Regions from separate parts of the Mus musculus genome. Here region 2 is linked to region 1. The links are chromatin contacts, found by Hi-C or POLR2A ChIA-PET in ENCODE. All regions are on one chromosome and are shown on one strand. Each heading gives the region's core, a stretch centred on a gene start or an enhancer-like site at or near the end of the contact. The rest is flanking DNA. Distances are from core to core; before and after follow the strand shown.

Region 1 (6,656 bases), core at 834-3,333:
CCAGGGACCGTGTCTAATGTGCAATTAAATGGCTGAGTGACAAATCTGTTCTACAATGAGAATAGCATTGTTGCTAGGCTTCTATTACAGAGGTTCACTCCAGTATCTTTAGGAAATAAAAACACAGTCTATTAAAGGACAGGGAAGAAAAGTGCACCTCTATCCTGATACCTACTTTTGCATTATCAGTTCTGGTCTTTGCTCAAGTATACAATAGGTCTGTGCACACATATGCACACAAGTTACATCAGCAAAATTGAAATTTTCAGTTTCTTCCCACAGTACAAGAGCGATCTAGGGTCTTGCACATGAAAGCCTGCCACCATGCCAGATCCCCTTCTGTTCTCCATCTTCACTACTTTTAAGCATGCAAATTTTGTTGTTGTTTACAAAAAAGTGTGTGTGTCCTGGAGAGGGTGAGTCCCACGGCATATATCATATAAATGGAGGTCAGAGACAGCTGGAAGGAGTAAGGTCTCTCCTTCCACATTGTGGGCCCTAGGGATTGAACTTAGGCTGTCAGGCTTAGAGGTAAGTGCCTTTACCCACCGCGCTCCCTCACCAGCCTACCTGAAAACATTTCCTAACACTCCTGTACAATCCTCCAAGTTGGTTGCTTCAGGTTCTGTTACTCAGGACTTGAGTGGCCTTGGATAAGTCACCGAGTGTCTCAAATTCTTCATGTGTGCCAAGAGAATCACAGCAAAGCCAGTCTCATCTCAGGTTAGTTCTGAGTGGCCCATCTGATAAATTGCTTGCAAGCCCTAGGTGAGCCCTTTGCCCATTCGCCTGCAGAAAGGGTGTGTGATGGCTGGACAGGACACAGCTGATGGTTAACGTTTGGAGCTGGCTGGCCTAGGCTGAAGCTGGCCAGTTGACTGCAGAGGGCATTTGGGCTATTACTTGGAAATGCCCACTGCACATGTAGTGGTAGAGGTTGTTTTGGGGGCTCCTTTTTTTCTCTCAGACCTGTAACCCCTCCCCCTGAAAAGACATGTTTTATTTTCTCTTTGCTGTTAGCTACTAAGGATTTTCTCTCTCAGTTTAGAAAGCTTTAGTCCTTGTCAGCTTAGTTCACAAAAAAAGGTCTGTATTTCTTGGAAGGCAATAAACAAACAAACAAAAAACTATTGTTTTTTTTCTTTAATTTTTTTCTTAGTTTATATTTATTGTATGTAATGATGGATAAGATTCAAGCACATAATTTTCTTTTAACATGTGTGTGCCTCTTCCCCCAACATTAGCTTCACTCTTTTTCCCAGATAGTCATACTTTTATTTTCTTATCATCTATGTGTTAACTCATATATAAAGGCATTTCTACACACACACACACACACACACACACACACCCCTAGATCCACATATGAGGGAAACTTGTCTGAGTAAGGTTTACTTATGTGTATACAATCCCACAATCTTTGTCTTTTCCCCATGTGTGTGACTTTATGTGTATATGTAAAGCAGGCTCCACACTAGGAGAAAAACATACTTTTTTTTTTTTTTAAAGTCCGAGTCTGGTTTATTTTACTTCCTATGATGAGGATTCTCAACCCAGTCCACTAGCGATGTGCTCCGCGTTGGCTTCTGCACACCGTTCCCCTGGCCCGCCGCTTCGGGAAAGCGTAAGCCGCAATGGCACTTTGATTTTCCTACGTCCCGGGGCAGCCCCGGGGTCCGCAGCTCCACCTGGCTCGGCGGCCGGGCGCACAAAGAGCGGCGCGGGCGGCGACGGGCCGGGACGCAGAAAGTAGTCCCGACCACGCCGGCCCCAGTGTCGGCCGACGTCGCCTCACGCCCTCCGCCGCCCGGGGAAAGAATCCCATCGGAATGCGCCTCGGGAAGACCTTATCCCCGCAGCGTGCGGGGGCTCGCGAGGCTCAACCCGCGGGGGCTCTCCGGGGAGTCGGCGCGCGCGGCGGTCGCGGCTCCCGGGGTCCGGCCGCGGCGCGCTGAGGACGGGGGTGGGGGGAGTCGGGCGCGCAGGGAGACGGCGGCGGCCCCGCGGCGGATCCCTGCGCCGCTGCGAGAGGAAGAGGCTGAATGAGGCGCCGCGCGGGGGACGTGGGGCGCCGCGGGAGGAGGCGGCGGCATGGGGGCAGGCGCTGGCGTCGCGCGAGCCCGGGCCGGAGCGGCGCGCTAGAGCCCTGACGTGCGCCCTTTTCTTTCTTCTCGCGGCCGCGGAAAGCATGAGCGTGCAGACCCGCCGCTGCGGCGGCCGCCCCGGCTCCTCGCCCGCGCGTCCCCTGGCCGCCGGGCGCCGGTGAGGGCCGCGAGCGCGCGCGGTGGTGGGGGGAAGATGGGGGCCGTGCTGAGGAGCCTCCTGGCCTGCAGCTTCTGCGTGCTGCTGAGAGGTGAGGCGAAGCGAGGCGAGGCCGGGGGAAAAGTTGCCGGGGTCCCGGGAGGGGGAGGGGAGGTGGCGGGGACAGCGGCGGGGACAGAGGCCTGGCGCTGGGGAGCCGCGCGAGGAAGGGGCCCGCGGTCGGGGGCCGCGCCCGGCCGCCGCGCACACCCCTGGCCGGCCCCGCGGCGCCGCCGGACAAAGCTGCGGGCCTCGGGGGGACCCCTGGCCCCCCGCACTCCATCGGAATGACTGACGGTGCCCGGCTCGCCTGCACTCGGGGCAGAAAGGGGCTTTTGTAGTTGCGCTTTCAGCACCATTGGTGTTGACCTCCCTCTCCCTCGAAGCCTGAGCTCACCTTTCCCGTGTCTCTTAGGTGAACTTTTTTCTTCTTCTTTAAACCCCACTATTTTTTTTTTCCTTCTCCCCTCTCTAGGCCTTGTTACAACTAATAATTGTCTTCCGCGGGGATAGAATGGTCCTGGGTGAGAGCACAGTTGGAAATTGACTCTAGGGTGATAGGTCGCGCTTTTCAGCATTCGGGATCATCTGAGCCCATAATAAAAACACAAACGTTGCCCTCGTAACCCCTGGTATTCAGGACTCGCCCCCTGTTTGCGGAGTGTGCAAGTGTACAGTTGGCACCAAGTAGGGAAGTCATCCTTGTGTGGCGAGGAGCCTATCCTGGGAACTAAATTATCATTTGCTGGGCACCCCTGGGAACTGCTTGGCACTTTAGTAAATAACAGAGAATGCCCTGGGTAATTTGCTATGGGAATCGCTTAAACGTAGTGGCTCTGTGGTGTTTTGAATTTGGACTGTGAGGCTGAGACGTACGTCCTGACTTTTTGTTGTGTGACAGTTTGCAATGGAAACCTTGTCGACTGGTCTTCAGTTGATGAGCGATGGGGGCTGGTGCCATGGAGAGTGTTGCCTGTGCAAGAATTGAGGTGCTGTTTGACGCCGTATCTTGTTGTTCGCTTTTGTTAACTTACCTGTGCCAGTTAATGGGACCTCTCTGGGATTCTTAGTTATTAATTTAACAAGCTCAACGTTTAAGTCCGTCAGAAGTATGGAAGTTTGCAAAGTAGGATAGTAACTAACAATCTTATGATGTAAATGGGACAGCCTATCATCTATGCATGTGTGTATTTGAATAAGACTATTTGCCTTAAAACCCCCCCACCATTTTCTAAAAATAAGCGTATCCCGAATTGTCTAGTCCTTTTTGCAAATACCAGAAAGATAATTGCTGTTTTAATTTCCATGGCAGAGAACTCAATGTTATTACTCAAGAGATTTAATAATCAAGTGTTTATTTTGTTATAGTAAACTCTACATTGAAAGATTTTGCTGTAGCTGTGAGAAAGTTGTTATTAACATGTGAATATGATTGACAAGTTCATAAGAGTTAAAATGTAGAACTAGTGGATTGATTTAGAGTTGGGAAAGTCTAAATCTGTGACTTCTGATGGCTTTAGCGCCTGAAAGTCCAGCTGCCATTCTTAGAGGGGACATAGGACTGTTTGTTTATTTTGATAACAGGTTTGAGCCTAGAGTTGAGTAGATTCATGCATGAGTTTGGTTTAGAGATGGTGAAGCATGATATTGTGTGTAACAAGATCAAGAAGAGGTAACTGTCCGAAGTGGAGCTTATTTAAATGTAATACAATAATGCTAAGGAGGTCTTTGTTTTTCTGTTTAGCATTATTTAATTGTGAGCATATATCATTCCAACTGAAACTGTCTTTTTGGTGTAAACGATTCCTAATTTAAAGTTTCTTCACTTCTTGGCACTGTTAGCCTCTGTTATAAGTGACAGTCACCCTTGGTTTCCCAGGAGCAAAGTGTGATTTAATTACTTGTAGTTCCCAGAAGAGGTGGTACTTTTACTTTGGGTTTGTGATGATGTGTGACTTTGGGACTTTGTACCTTATAGCCTTGTTTACTCACCAGCAGTTGAAGGTCATTTAATACTGCCATCGCTAGGCTGCACCCTGTCCTAGTTACCAAGTGACAAAGAATATTGGGAAAAACTTGAAAGTTGAGGATTTTAGCACCATAGACTTGAGTTTAAAGCTAGATCTTCATTATTTCTGCTTCTGGTTCTCTCTGTCTCAGCTTATCTATAAAACATGGGTAATAATACCTGTCTGGCTGATTTGCAAGGGTTATTAGGTGTGTTTAATGAAGTAACATAGGAGTGCTTTCCAAATATTAATTAAAAAGTTTTAAAGACAGGATCTTTCTATGCTGCCCAGGCTGACCTCCAAGTGCAACTCAACTCTTCTCCTTTCCCAACCTCCTGAGTGTGGGGGTCACAGGCATGCCTCCCCATATATGGCTATAAATAGTGTTATTTTTATATGTGAAAATTTTTTTTTATTATTTATGGATGTGTCCTCAATTGTTGGTGATTAGAGATTTAATTTGTTTAAGATTCAAGAGTGCTTAAAGTAGATGATATTGTTGTCATTTGTAAGAAGTTGGGGCACAAAAAAAAAGTTGGGGCACTCTCTGTCAGCTAGTTCATTGTAGAGCAGGGCTTTTCTCCGTTCTCTGGCCAGTGTGCCTGGAGTAGCTCCTGTGTGAATCTCAGTTCCTCAGGGCGGCTGGAGTAAGGCAGACAGGGCTTTGCTCTTTCAGACCCCACAGCTTAGGTTAGGTCTAGTCAGGTACCAATAGGAAAAACATTATCTCTGATTTTCTAGATGAAATATTTTTGGAAAGAGCCACACACAGTTTTATAAAAAATTAATTTTTTAATTTTTAAAAACTATGTGTGTCTGTATATAATGAATGAAGCATGGGTTCTCTGGCGCTGGAGTTACAGGTGGTGTGAGCCACTTAATGTGGATGCTGGGAACTGAACTCAGGCTCTCCAGAAGACAGTGTGCACTCTTAAATCCAGCTGCAAGAATTACAGTATTTGAAGGCAAGCATGGAAGCATATGCCTGTAGTACCAGCATTTGATAGGAGGCAAGGCTAGCCCAGACAACATAGTAAGTTTGAGGCCAGCATGGGAAAAAAAAAGAAATCTTTATCAATAACAACCATTATCACCCCCAAAACAAAAAACAAGTTTTCAAATGACATCGAAATAGGTACTTGGTAAGTACTGTATCTTGGTTTTCTTTGAGGAGACTTCTTTTTTGGTTTTTCAAGACAGGGTTTCTCTGTGTAGCCCTGGCTGTCCTGGAACTCACTCTGTAAACCAGGCTGGCCTCGAACTCAGAAATCCTCCTGCCTCTGCCTCCCGAGTGCTGTGATTAAAGGCGTGCGCCACCACTGCCCAGCTTGAGGAGACTTCTTAAAATTCTTATTATTTCCTGTAAAAAATATTTTTATTTTTGAGACTCATACATGCATATAATATATTTTGATCATATTTATTCTCCTATCCCTTCTCCTATCTTCTTACTCCTGACCTCTCCCAGGTCTGTTTTCATCCGCTCTGAACTTTGAGTTCTTTGTCTTTAAAATAGTCTACCAAGTCCAGGTTGTGTTGCCTATCTACTGGTGGGTTTGGTACCATTTACTGGAGCATAGTAAATCTGTCAGGGGCCACACAGGTAGAGAAAAGGACTCTTCCTCCCCCAGAAGCCATCTGTCTGTAGCTCCTCTGTAGCAGTAGGGAGGGGAGCGCATGAGCCTCTCTCCCCACCTCCATGCTGGAATGCTGACATACTTGATCTTGTGTGGGTCTTATGCAGCCCACCACAGCTGCTGTGAGTTCATGTGTGCAGCACTCCTGTCATGGCCAGAAGACATTATTTTGCTCTGCTCCTGCATGACTTTTGGCTCTTAAAATCTTTTAAGATGGTCCCTGAGCCTTGTGGGGAAGGGAGTATAACATAGATGTTCTCTTGTGGCCGGGCTTGTTAATATGACAATTCTCTGCTGCCTGTCTTCCTTCCCCCAGCCCACTTTTTGTAGAGATGTGAATGGTATCTGAACAAACTGAAGTGTTTACAACTAATATTTCTAGAAAAGTGAGTCTTTCAGAATTGATTTCTCCTTTAAATCAGGTATTACAACGTTTTGAGGCAGTCAAATGAATTTTGGCATGGGAGTCGGGATAGCATATTTTTCTAAGTTTGGTGTTTTGTGCTTTGGTTGGTCACTTAGTCTCCTTGTACCTTATTGTCTTTATCAAGCCAAGGGTCAATTTTGGAGATTTCTGCTCTATTTATGGGCTTTGCGAAGTCTGGAAGGTGAAAGGGTCAGTTGTAACTTTCTTTGCACAGTAGCCATCAAACTTGACAGTGATATAGTTTTTGTTACTTTGTTTTTCCTTTTTGAGACAGGTCTGCTT
Region 2 (7,734 bases), core at 4,795-7,294, 74 kb before region 1:
ACCTGGACTTGGTTACCTTGGTAACTTGTATCACACATCACTCATCCACCTCGAGGCGGACAACCTATGATGACCTTAAATTCACCGCCTCTTAGTACCAAGCTTAGATCTTTTTTACTAGTCAGTTTACTCTCATGTGAATTATTTCAAAAGTTCAACAACTGACCCCAGAACATTATTAAGTATATCTCAAATTCGGTTTTGCCTCTTGTACTTCCTTGAGCGAGAAAGGACAAGAATTAGTCACAGAAGACCCATGGAGGACGAGAAGACTTTGAGGAGTGAGAGGATGGTGACAACAGGAAGAAGGTACATGAAAACTGACTGAACTGTACTCCATACAGATCCAGGAAGGGCGGAACACAGAAGATCAATATCTAGTTGTTAGGTTTCTGAAGACTGGGCAGGTAGGTATATGTGAGGGTAGAAATCTCACTAACATTGGCTTCTTTGGAGAATCATATTCTTCCTCAAAATAAGGGGAAAGAATGAGAAGATGGGTAAGGAACAGAATCCAGTATGTTCTTTCATCATGCAGAGGGCTTATCAAAGCCTCATCCGGTGCCCAATACAGAGGAGAGTGAAAGCGTGGATAGCCTCTTCTATAAAGTGGATGACTTACTTCGAAGAATACGATGATTCATAGATCGCCTGGATGTGCTATTTGTTTTTGTTAGGAACAGGGCAGAATGGTGTAACTAGGGTAGGACATGATGTTGGTGAGCAAGTTTCAAGTGCAATCTCTATCTGCCAGATGTCTGATCTTGCAGAAATCACTTAAGCAAATTCAATGATGCAAGAATTACAAGAATGGTATGTGTGTATATGAAAGGCCAGGGTACGTTTTAATATAAATAACTATATAAGATTCCAGCTTGCTCTTGCCTAGGTATTTGTCACCTCTAGGGTTCATACTGAAATGTTACTCCCCCGGAGGCATAGGCTAATGGTATTTGGAGGCGGGGCCTTTGAAGGCAATCAGGATGGGATGTGTTCATGAACGTAGCGCCTTAAGATTACGTGAATGGCTCTGAGGAGAATGAGAGATCAAGACAGCAGTTTTCTCTGCTTTGTGATGTCCTCCTTCGTGCCATGAGCCAGCAGAGAGGCTGTCACCAAATGCCAAGAGGATGCCAGTGTCAAGGTCTTCAAGAAGTATAAGGTAACTTAACCTCTTTTCTTTATAAATTTCTCAGTCTGTGGTATTGTTGTCAAAAAAAGAAAGATGGAGAAAGATGCAGGCAGGTTAAGTAAGCCACAGCCTTGTTTATGGTCATTAGAGCGAGGTCTTGTTTGCAATGCTTTTCTATAGCACAAACTCCATTCAGTTGATAAAAAAACATCTCCAGGAATGAGAGGGAGCTCAGTTATTAGCACCACGCTCTAACCAACTGAGCTAACCGGCCAGCTGGGAGCTCAGTTATTAAAGTGCTTGTCATGCAAGCATGGGAACCTAGTTCCATCCCCAGAAACCACAGCACACACCTGTAATTCCAACCCTGGGCATTGGGAGACAGGTAGATACACGAGGCCCAGTTGGTCCAGCCTAAGCGGCAAGTCCCAGGTCCCAGTGAGAGACCGAGTTCCAAAAAACAAGGTGATGGCTCCTGAGAGCAATACTGGAGATTGACCTGTTGCCTCCAAACACACACCCACACAGCATCCATGCACACACACCCACACAGAAGGCACAGGAAGTAAACTCCACTTAATGAAGATGTGAAAACAGGCTATGGTCTTCATATAAAGTACCTTCAAATATGCTAATCGGGTGGGTAACCACTCCTCTCACAAACATACTTTTCTCTCATGCAAGAGAGTAGCCAGAATGAGTTACCAGTGCATTAGTGGTGACAGAATTTGTCTGTGAGTCTGAACTAGACAACCTATACAACAGTCTAGATCACAAAAGAATAACAAAAATCTTTTCATGGAAATACTGCAGGAAAGGGCCAACTCCAATAACATCGAGTCATCCATTGATTTACTCGACCCTTATCTTAGATCTGGTTCTATCCCAAGGGCTGGGCTTCAGCAGCGGAAAGGAACAGAAAATTCCTGTCACCATGTAGATCACAGAAAAATACAGAGAGCAAGTCAACCTGGCTGGCAAGGTGGCTCAGATGGCTACAGGCACTTGCCGCCGAGCCTGCTAACCTGAGTCCATCCTCAGTACCCATGTGACGGTGAGAAAGAGCCCACTCCCAAAAGTTTCCCTCTGACCTCTGTATGCAAGCTGTAACACGCACACCTAGACACACACACACACACACACACACACACACATATAAAACAGATAAATATAAAAATGTTCCGAATTTACCACAGGTCAATGGTGATTAAGTGCTTCAGGGAAAAAAAATAGGCAGAGAAAGAGACTCCAACTTCAGACAGGGCATTCAGGGAGACTTTTCAGAGACTATGTCAAGTAAGGAAAGACCTAAGAGACAGAAGAGTGGAGTTTGTACATAAGCTTCCCCAGCAAGTCCAGATATCACAGAAGTCTCTTACCTTTTAAAAGGGGCTGGAAGGTTGGAATCTCTTGTAGCTTGATGACATCGGGGTCATTGCTGACATTCCGTGAGGCCTGAGAGCCCTGAGCTACCACCACGATATCGTCCATCTTGGCCCGATGTTTAGCCGGAGATGGAGTCACTGCAAATAAAGATATACAGATCAGTACCAGTTGATCACACGCTGGAGAGCCGCCACTACTCACCAACAGTCATTAGAAAGAGGAGTTTGTAGTAAATGAGAGAGTTTTCTTTTTTTGTCTTTTTCTTTCTTTCTTTTCTTTTTTTTTTTTTTTAATGTATTTATCTCATTTATATGAGTACACTGTAGCTGTCTTCAGATGCACCAGAAGAGGGCATCAGGTTGTGAGCCACCATGTGGTTGCTGCAAATTGAACTCAGGACCTCTGGAAGAGCAGCCGGTGTTCTTAACCGCTGAGCCATCTCTCCAGGCCCAGTGAAAGATTTTCTGATCTTAATGGCTTCTCTTCAAAGTCATCCTTATTGAAGTGACAAACTACTTCTTCCAAGAGTGGTGCTGTCTCCTTTTTGTCTTTGAAATGCTGTAATGGATTAAAGTTTGTTTTGTTTTTACTAAAAGGAAATGCTGGTGCAGTAGCACACGCCTTTAATCTCAGCACTCCTGAGGCAGAGGCAGGCAGATCTCTGTGCGTTCAAGGCCAGTCTGGTCTACAGAGTGAATTCCTGAGCAGCCAGAGCTGCATAGTGAGGGGGAAAAACACCAATAAATAAAACTATGCAAACAAAAGACTATGTGGGGGGGTGTAACTCAGCTAGACATAAACTGGACATGGTAGCCCACATCTATAGGAGGTACATACAGGTAAATCCAAACTTCAATAACAGGGGTTGGAGATACGGTTCACCAGCAACCAGAGCACTGGCTGCTCTTCCAGAAGACCTAGTTCAATTCCTAGCAGCCACATGTTGGTTCAAAACCATTGGTAACTCCAGTTCTAGTCTATCCAGTGCCCTCTTCTGGCCTTCGCAAACACTACATATATGTGGTGCAAAGCCATGATGCGGAGACAAAACACCTAGACATATAATAATAACTTTTTGTTAAAAAAAAAATTGAACGACCGTCTTGGGAGTATAGATCTATCTAGACTACATAAAGCATTGTCTGAAAGGAAGAAAAAATAGTTTTACATAACCAAATGCAGTGATTTTTCTAGTGGGGGCTGGCACAGAAAGATTATGGGGAACTTCTAACTTGTTTTTCCCTCCTTGTGGTACTGAAGATTGTACCTCTCACATACCAGGCAAGTGTCCTACCACTGAGCTATAGAGCCCTAGCCCAAAACATCTATTTTTCTCTTTTCATATATAGAATGCAAAACCCTCAAACATAACAGAAACATATAAGATGTATGAATGTCTTTCATAATCACACATTTTATCACTCAACATGCAAATCATAAGTAGGTATTTTTTTTAAAGTCTCCTTTTTAATTGTTCTGATCTGTATGTAGTTTACAGATTTGCCTAAGGTAAAACAGATTTAGGAAAGGCACTGAGGGTCTCTTGGTACAAAAGTTCTTCATAGTGTCACAGAATGCAAAGGTGCCTCTCTAGCCTATCAGAGCCAGCCAGGTGTGGAGAAAAGAGCCAAAATCTCTGGTTCCAATCCCAACTTATAAGTCTATACCTAAGGCTTCAGGGAGCTTGGTGCAGCATTTGTGCACGGAGGACAGAAACCATCAATAGGAACCATTCAGAAAATGGGAGCATTGCTTCCGGGGCATGTCAATGTAAACCTACAAGGAGTCTCTAGAACAAGATATCCTCTTACCCAAATAATTTCCTGGCTGGAACAAGAATGAATCCCTAAGCTGTCTTATTCTTGAAAGTTCTGGTAAACAGTAAACACACTCAGGCCCATCCGTCTGTCCTGAGGATAAATACCACAGAACTACTCCATCTTCCAGGAGCGAGCTTCTCCTGGTGCCTCACCGTGCTGGGGTGGGAGTGGGGGACAGATGACAACAACGATGGACCTCTGCCGCTTTTATTGCTTTTTCAGGAAAAGTTTATCTTGGCTTTGTCATTTATCTGACACTTTACAAAAGCAGTACCAGTCTTTTCTGCAACAAATTACACGATTCCTCCAGACTCAAAGGAAAAGGGACTTCAAAGCAGTTAGGCATTATTTATGCATAAAATTGGTAAAGATGTGGGCAAAAATGGGTATACTATAAACATTATCCTGGCACGGGATGTGTACGTTCTATCAGAAATGAGCCTATGCTCATTTCTATGGTTCCCGGATGAGCAACTGTCTGATAGGATGCTACACTACTTCCCCTAAAGTGTGCTTCTGGCCTGATACAGAAAAAAAAAAAGTATGAGATGAGCCATTTTTGCGGGTTTCTTAAAAACAGACGTGATACTCTAGGCCTTCCAAGGAATGAAAACATAACAAAGCTAGTAGCTGCAAGCCCCTGACTGCAGGTCTTGAAGGAACGCCCTTCAGCATGAATCATCTGTTAGCTTCCACATTTCTAAGTTGCAAAGATTACCAAGTAGAGAGCCACTCTGAGACTCTTTGGCTATGAGAGAGTTTAACTAATTAGGCTTGTAACCCTTGAGCCTATCGAGGGCCCTCTCAGAGGTTACCTAAGTAACAACAAAAGGACCAAATGGTTTTCAATTGCCAGCTGTTTTATTGAGCACTTACTACAGGTACAGGACAAAACCCTTCCAAATCCTACCCCAAATGCTAAGAGACGTCTAAAAAATGTGAACAGAAGATACACGAGAGACTGCCTGCCACCTGGCCAACTTATTTTTAAAATTATTAAAACAAAACAAAACAAAAAACCGATACCTGAGTGGCCAGAGAGCGGTGCCTGGAAATATTTGCACCCAAACACTGAGAGTGACCGCCCAGTGCTCACAGGACCCTTCTGAAAAGGTTCCTCGACACCCCGATTTTCAGAAAACCTGATCTTGGAGGACTCGGGTATGATCGATCCAGTGTGACCCAAGTCTCCACGTCAGTGTGGAGTCCAGGAACCGAACACTAAGTAGGTCGTCTTTTAGAAATTAGAGTGAAGCCGGGCAAGCCGGTTTAGGGGACTAGGACTGGGGCGGGAGGCCACGCTTTTTTTGTGTTAGGGAACACAGAGGGCCTGCACCGGGGCGGTCGGCTTCGCCAGCAACACCGGTGCGGGGAGGTGAGGCACCGACCTGAGGCGTTCAGATCGCCGGGGCGGCTCTCGGCCTCCGCGCTCTGCTCGCTGCCCATGGCCCCTGCAGCGGAGGGACACCGGGGCAGAGGCTAGGGAGAGCGGGGAGACCCCGCTGGGCCACAGACACTTGGAGAGGCGCCGCTGGAAAGCACGCCGCTCGCGTTGACAGGAGGCTCGGGACGCCGGCAGGGCTGCAGCCGCGACCGGCGGGCGGCGCTGCTGTCATTCACTGGCTCGGTGGCTTCAGCTCGCTCCTTCCGGGACGCCGATTGGCCGGGCCGGCAATGCGCGGCCTTCAGTTCCGGGTTTGGAGGTCCCGCCTCCAAACCCGAGGGGTGGGGCGGGGCAAGAGACGCGCGCTGGAGGCTGGGGCGGCGCTGCCTTAAAGGGCTAGGCTTCCCCAAGGCCAAAGATGTCCAAAAGATAAAGCCTTTTCCTACCCCCGAAGACACATTAATTACCTTTGAGCAACACATATTAAGAACCATAATGCTGGGGCTGGAGAGATGGCTCAACGGTTAAGAGCACTGACTGCTCTTCCGAAAGTCCTGAGTTCAATTCCCAGCGACCAAATGGTGGCTCACAACCATCTGTAATGGGATCTGATGCCCTCTTCTGGTGCGTTTGAAGACAGCTGTAGTGTACTCATATACATAAAAATCAATTAATAAATAAATCTTTTTAAAAAAAAAAAAAAAGAACTGTAATGCTGGTTATCTTCAAACGACTTTACAGAATGGTCTGGGTTTTTGTTTTTGAGATAGAAGTTCACTCTGTATGACCCTGGTGACCTCGAATTCTCGATCCTGGCTCAATCAACAGAAGTGCTGGGTTACAGGGTAAACCACCACCATGTCAGGCAAAAATCGGTATTTTTACACCTATTTTACCAATGAGGAAGAAAGGTAGTCTGTAGCCCTCAAATTTCAATTCACACTAGTACAGAAGCAGAGTTCTTTTCTAAACTTTGAAAGCAGGGAGTTTTGTAGTAGGAGGCCATACAGGAAATGCCAAGACTGTGTGTGTGTGTGTTTTAAGGAGTTAGAAATAAGTAAGAAATTGTTAGAATATGCTGTTTTATTGACAGATCACTATGGAACTACCAGAAGCCAGGAAGATAAACAGCTAATACAAAAAAAGGAAACTGCTTATCTGAGCCAATCTCATATAGATGGGTAGTAACCCAATGCCTTATAGGGATTCTCTCATCTGTTTCAAGATATTACAAGCAGCTTGGCTTTATGATGTATGCCTGTGTTGCTAAAATTCCTTCCTTGGGGGAGATATAAATACATCTATACCCTTCTACAGTCTCAACTACCACCGAAGTTCAATCCCTTTAAAATATCTAATATCTTGAAATTCAAAGTCTTTTTACAATTCAGTCTCCTATCTGTGGGCTCCACTAAAATACTTTCATACTTCAAGAGGGAAAAATACCAGGGCATAGTCACAATCAAAAGCAAAATCAAACTCTGACTATCCAATGTCTGGGATCCACTCTCGATGCTCTGGGCTCCTCCAAGGGCTTGTGTTACTTCTCCAGCTCAGCCCTTTGTAGCACCCACCTTGTTTTCTAGGCTCCAGATGCCTGTACACCAGTGTTGCTGTTCTCAGTGGTACTGGCATCTCCAAAACACTGCTGTTTTCTGCTACAACTGGACTGCACTTTCACTCTCATAGGCTCTTTTCATGGTGCTAAGCTTCAACTTCTCTGCATGACCCCTTTAGTCCTGGGCCTTCAACTGCCACTGTGGCTGCACCTTCACCAGTGACCTCTCCTGGCCTCTCACAGAGCCAAGCATCAGCTGCTACCCCTTCATGTTTCAAAACCAGTACCACCTGGGTGACTCTTATACATTACCAAGTATGGGTCCTACATGAGGCACAACTGTGGTTGTCTCCAGAACACAGCTTCTGTGCTCTCAGAAAACACCTTCCAGAAGATGTCACCTCAGTGATGCTGGCCTCTTCTTTATCACCGCTAATTTCGTAGCTCCAGCTAA

The links. Hi-C counts contacts between places; a loop is a spot of excess contacts on that map. ChIA-PET counts read pairs that join two places held with the same protein, here RNA polymerase II (POLR2A).
Region 2: a map of heart shows a loop between it and region 1 (4-fold over the local background). The contact joins the promoter of Borcs5 here to the promoter of Lrp6 in region 1. A Hi-C loop is called at or near these places in 1 of 37 maps with a recorded cell type or tissue (heart). POLR2A ChIA-PET finds 5 or more read pairs at or near these places in 2 of 5 experiments (Patski and embryonic stem cell).

Annotation. Positions count from the first base shown.
Region 1 is chr6:134,562,340-134,568,995 of GRCm38, reverse strand. It overlaps Lrp6 (low density lipoprotein receptor-related protein 6), which reads left to right and starts at 2,083. Exons shown (of 23, transcript NM_008514.4): 1 at 2,083-2,353. The coding sequence starts at 2,299.
Region 2 is chr6:134,639,250-134,646,983 of GRCm38, reverse strand. It overlaps Borcs5 (BLOC-1 related complex subunit 5), which reads right to left and starts at 6,044. Exons shown (of 4, transcript NM_026371.3): 1 at 5,727-6,044; 2 at 2,512-2,655. The coding sequence starts at 5,784.